Regions from separate parts of the Mus musculus genome. Here region 1 is linked to region 2. A link is a loop called in an ENCODE intact Hi-C map of the cell type or tissue named here. Cell type or tissue: left cerebral cortex. All regions are shown on one strand.

What was found. A loop is a pair of places that touch in the nucleus more often than their neighbours do. Peaks named below come from ENCODE experiments on the same cell type or tissue, not always from the same donor. Only the 100,000 strongest peaks of a DNase experiment are listed, where the experiment ranks them.
Region 1: a loop joins it to region 2, with 4 times the contacts of the local background. A loop is called at or near these places in 4 of 42 quality-filtered maps.

The regions. Positions count from the first base shown.
Region 1 is chr8:110,739,178-110,741,677 of GRCm38, reverse strand. Mtss2 (MTSS I-BAR domain containing 2) reads right to left here. Exons shown (of 14, transcript NM_198625.2): 14 at 277-2,500. Among named protein-coding and RNA genes, the nearest start is that of Gm15894, 15 kb to the left of the region's middle. In left cerebral cortex, no CTCF peak of the experiment used is centred here; a DNase peak (open chromatin) is centred at 1,419.
Region 2 is chr8:110,645,061-110,647,560 of GRCm38, reverse strand. It overlaps Vac14 (Vac14 homolog (S. cerevisiae)), which reads right to left. Exons shown (of 19, transcript NM_146216.3): 10 at 1,743-1,803. Among named protein-coding and RNA genes, the nearest start is that of n-TGgcc10, 15 kb to the right of the region's middle. In left cerebral cortex, a CTCF peak has its summit at 1,301 (motif pointing left); a DNase peak (open chromatin) is centred at 1,292.

The DNA of each region.
Region 1 (2,500 bases), 94 kb before region 2:
GTAATGTCTGCTCAGGTGTCCAGGTGCCTCTTGACCATATTTCTATTTGTTCGCTTCCTCTGGCTTTCCCCACAGTCCCCGTGGGAGCACATCAAAGACCAACCTAGGTCCTTGCCCAAGTTGTCCCTCACCCCCCAACCCCCCGCCCCTGAACTTAAATCAATGACACCTGGCTTGGAGTTCCAGGCCAGGGATGATGACAAAGGTATGGCGCAGGGGTAGGAAGCAGAGGTGAGCGAAGCCGGCAGCCCAGGGGAGCCAGGAGGAAGCCGGGGCGTTAACTACAGTACTGCTTTATTAATACTGGGATCTTCACAGTGCATTTGTTACTTTGTAGCAGTGACTATTTAAATCAAGGAGAGGATGGAAACCGGGGTGGGCGGGAGAATTTATCCCAAACTTGGCAGAAAGAACAGAATAAAAGTGATGGGCTGGGGCTGGGGGTTAGGGGAGGGTGAGTAGGAACAAGGAGGGGCGGCAAAATAAATTAAAAAAAAAAAATACAAGTTAACAGCACCAGAAAAGTTACTTCAGTCAAAAGACACATTTGAAAAGAATGTTTTGCTGTACAAATGAAATGAAATAAAATAAAATAAAATGTACGTGAAGAAGCCCCCAAACCAGTCTGTGATGCAGGATGGTTGGCTCGGATCCCGAGGGCGGGCCTATGAGAGAGGTGAGCACTAGAGGAAGTGGTGGTTGGTGGAGGAGGATACTTGTGGGTCAGACAAGGGGATGGAATATGTACAGCCCTGGGGGGGAGGGGAAGGCTAAAACTGGGGGTGGGCATGCCACCCCATCCTCTTCCTGGGAAGTCCCTGGCCTCCCTTCCCATCAGGGCCTGGAGTCCTCAGATGGCAGTGAGCCCATCCTCTTGGACCCCCTTCTCTAGGACCCAACCACACCCTGGGTATAGGGACCACATCTGCCCACTTGACATCCTGCATCCCTTTCCATCAGCCTTGACAGCTCTTTTGGGGAAGATGCAGCCAAAATATGCCTCAGGGTTCCACATCTGGCCATTTGTTTTCCTGGACTCTATACTCGGGGCTCTGGTGACAACTGAGTTTGGTGGGCCAGGTCTCAGACCCTGGAGATAACTCGCTAAGCAGCCTCGGGGAGCCCTGTGGTAACTCCATCCACATACAGGAATCCCTGCTTTACCAGACCTACTGGGCTGCCCTGCACTGGAGCACCCATGACCTTGGGCCCAGGTCAGCCCCAACTCCATTCCTTCAAGACCAAGGTACGCTCTCTGGACTCCCTGTGGGGGTCGGGCAGAATGCTACCTTGGAGTCTGCTGCCTGCTCTACCTCCCGAATCTCTCCTCTGGCTTACACTTACGTGCTTAGTCTTGCTCAGACTTGGGCTGACAGGGAGGCAGGACCCACTCTTCCTCTGGTCCCTGCTGCCAGCCCCAGCTAGGCCTGTAGGCATAGACTTTCTTGGGATGGTGTTGCCTCTGGCAACAGAAAGTCAAACCAACCTTCTAATACTTGCTCCAAGCCGGGCCTGCAGCTTGCTCAGATCTCAACAGACTGGCCAGAGTCCCTGGCCTACCCTCACCAGCCTTATTCTACCGACACTTCAGACACTGGCGAGAAGAGCAGCTTCCCCCGGTTTGGGGGGAGTGATTCTACCCTTCTCTGGCCTCGAGCCCACTGAGGGCTCCCACACCCCTCTCTCAGGCACTCAGACGTACACCCTGTACCACCAGCTTGCCCCACATAGTTCTTTGTCTAGGGTCAGCTCCATTTTATTACAGTCATAAAATAACCCCCACACCATCTAATGCTCCAGCCCTTATCTCCAGCAACAGGTGACACTGTAACCCGAAGGCGCCCCTAGAGTAAAAGCTCCAAAGTGTCCAGACAAGAACAGGGCATCCAAAACACCTGGTACCTCTGGACTCATTCCCTGTCTGCCTTGCCTCACCCCACTAGTTACTCTTCACAGGGAACTGGAGGGTCCCCTGAGACAAGGCCCCTACGTTCCCTCCCTCCAGGGCTCTTTCCCATGAGCAAGCCTGGCTTCCCAATGCCTGACTGTCCCTAAACCCAGTCACACAAAGATCCTCAGCTGATTGGGTACCTGGCCCCTCCGTGACCACCCTGTGCCCCAAAGAGAGGAGCCTGGGAGAGGCAGGGCAAAGGCAAGAGGAAATGGGACAGGGTCCAGGCAGGGAGAAGAGGGAGCCAGCATTCAAGGAAAGAGCTGGGCATATGGCCCCGGAGGACAGCCGGGCCAGAGGAAGAGAGTTGTGGACCCCAGGCCAGGTAGGGCCCCATGTAGCAGGCCCAGCCCTTGGTTATGGGCTCTGGGGTTTGGATGTAGCAGGGCCTGGAGGAAGGAAGAGGAGGTTTGAGTAGGTAAGGAAAGTATAAAACAGGCTCTGTCCTGGCGAGGTGTGTGAGGGAAGTCGCTTCCCGCGAGATGCTGGGATCCAGCCTGGTTGTCTTTCCGTAAAGTGGCTGTGCCTCACTCCTGACGCTTTGCTTTC
Region 2 (2,500 bases):
TAAGTGGAATTAGCCCAGAAACATAGAACACCCAAGATACAATTTGCAAAACACAAGAAAATCAAGAAAAGGAAAGATCAATGGGTGGATACTTTGTTCCTCCTTAGAATAGGGAACAAAATACCTGTGAAAGGAGTTACAGAGACAAAGTTCTGAGCTGAGATGAAAGAATGGACTATCCAGAGACTAACCCACCTGGGGATCCATCCCATAATCAGCCACCAAACCCAGACACTATTGCATATGTCAGAAAGATTTGCTGAAGGGACCCTGTTATAGCTATCTCATATGAGGCTATGCCAGTGCCTGGCAAATACAGAAGTGGATGCTCACAGTCATCTATAAGACAGAACACAGGGCCCCCAATGGAGGAGCTAGAGAAAGCACCCAAAGAGCTGAAGGGGGTCTGCAACCCTATAGGTGGAACAACATGAACTAACCAGTACCCCCCAGAGCTCCTGTCTCTAGCTGCATATGTAGCAGAAGATGGCCTAGTCGGCCATCATTGGGAAGAGAGGCCCCTTGGTATTGCAAACTTTATATGCCCCAGTGCAGGGGAATGCCAGGGCCAAGAAGCGGGAGTGGGTGGGTAGGGAAGCAGGGCAGAGGGAGGGTATAGGGAATTTTCGGGATAGCATTTGAAATGTATATAAAGAAAATATCTAATAAAAATAAATAAATAAAAAGACACGAGAAAACAAACAAAAAACAAAACAAATAGGAAAAGCTGCCAAGCCTCCTTCTCAAACACATCTTCCATCCTGCCAGCTTCTCAGTCTAAGCTGTTGTCCCTTCTCCCCAGCCACACGACCTTCCCCTAAAACCATTCTGTATAGAGTAGCCTATTTCCTCAATCTTCTTCATCCCTAAAATAGATATAATGGTTCTGTCAACCCCAGGACTAGCAGACCCAATGGTCTGACCAAGGTAAGCACAGAGCCCGGCTGTGGGAGCACTTCACCATTCACAGTGGCTTGGTCCCCTACCCCTTTACAGTTCTCCTGTCTCCTAGAAATCTGCTGGTTACTGTGTTGTCTGCCATTAAAGTGTATTGAAGTCAGGATCATATTTAAGGGCTGACTTTTTACATTTTCTCCATTGGCTCCCCAGGCAATGGCTCAACGTTGAGTTCAGAGGAAATCACTGTAGAAATGTCATCCACCTTAGGCACAGGTGCTAATGCTTCAAAGAAGCAGCTCCAGCAGGCAGGTCAGCAGACACAGCCCACGGGAGAACCATGACAGTTCTCTCCCAAGGGGTTGGCAAGGCAGGCTATGACTTTGCTCCCTGGCCTGCACTGCCCCCCCGTGGAAGCCTGTCCTATGACACCTATCCTGGGAGAAGGTGGGACCGTTCTGGTGCCTGTGCCTGGATCACTCTCTCGCCTGCTGTGCCCTTCCTTCCTTCTTCTTCTCCATGCCTCCCCTGCCCAGAGTCGGCCTTGCCTTGGATAAAGAAAAGATGTTGGCAAAGGGAACTGCAGCCCCAAAGCCATCACCACACACGGCTGGGTTTCTAGGATGTGCATCTACAGACCTCCAGTGGCTTCCCATCTTTCCCAAAGGCCTTCTGTCCAGAGGCACCGGGGAGAGGGTGCCTGTGGCCCTTCAGGTTTCCTCAAGTATCTCCTCTGTGTATCAGAAACTCCCCCAAGAGTGGCCTCAGACAGTTTCCTTGGGTCTCTGCTGCAATCTCTTGCACCCAGAAAGACTTAGACCACTGGCTTTTCACAAAGCACTTACTTGGCTGAGGTGAAGACATTGATGCCACTTCCAAAGCTGGAGTCACAGGAACCTGGACCTCCTGTGGGAAGAAGAGGGACAAGGTGATGCTTCCTGAAGCCTGCCTACTTGTCTGTAGAGACAAGACCCTGTTCTCTCCTCCTCAGCACCCACTCCTCCACTGAGGCTCCTGAGAAGGAAGCCAAGGATCCAGCACTTTTACAGGCCCCAGTGCTCAGCTAGGCTCAGGGCTCTCACAAGCTGGGGACACACTCATGCTGAATACAAATGGGACATTTCAGAAAGGTCTGAAGGTCCAAGGGCAGTGGCTGTACATGACTTAGGTTATGTAACATCGTGGCCAGCAGGGAATGCAGGTCAAGTTCACAATATGATGCTATTTCTCATCCACAAGGAGGGCTAATGACGAAATGCAAGAAAATGCGAGTGTTGGCTAGGTACACATCACTGGTGGAAATGTGAAGTGGTGTTGCCACAGGCTGTACAACAGGCTGGAAGCTCCTCAGAAGTTAGACACAGGTGCCCAGCAGCTGTGGGCACCTGTGTGCCCTCTAAGAGCCCCACCCAAGAGCAATGCAAGTCTGTATCCTGTATCTTATGCTAGTGTGACCACCTACCATAGTCAAAAGGTGGGCAGAGCCCACATGCCTATGCATGGATAAACAAACTAAAATATTATTTAGCAATAAAGAGCAACAGGTTATATAATGGATGAACTTTGACATGCTGAGTCAAAGAAGCCAATTCCAAAACTACAT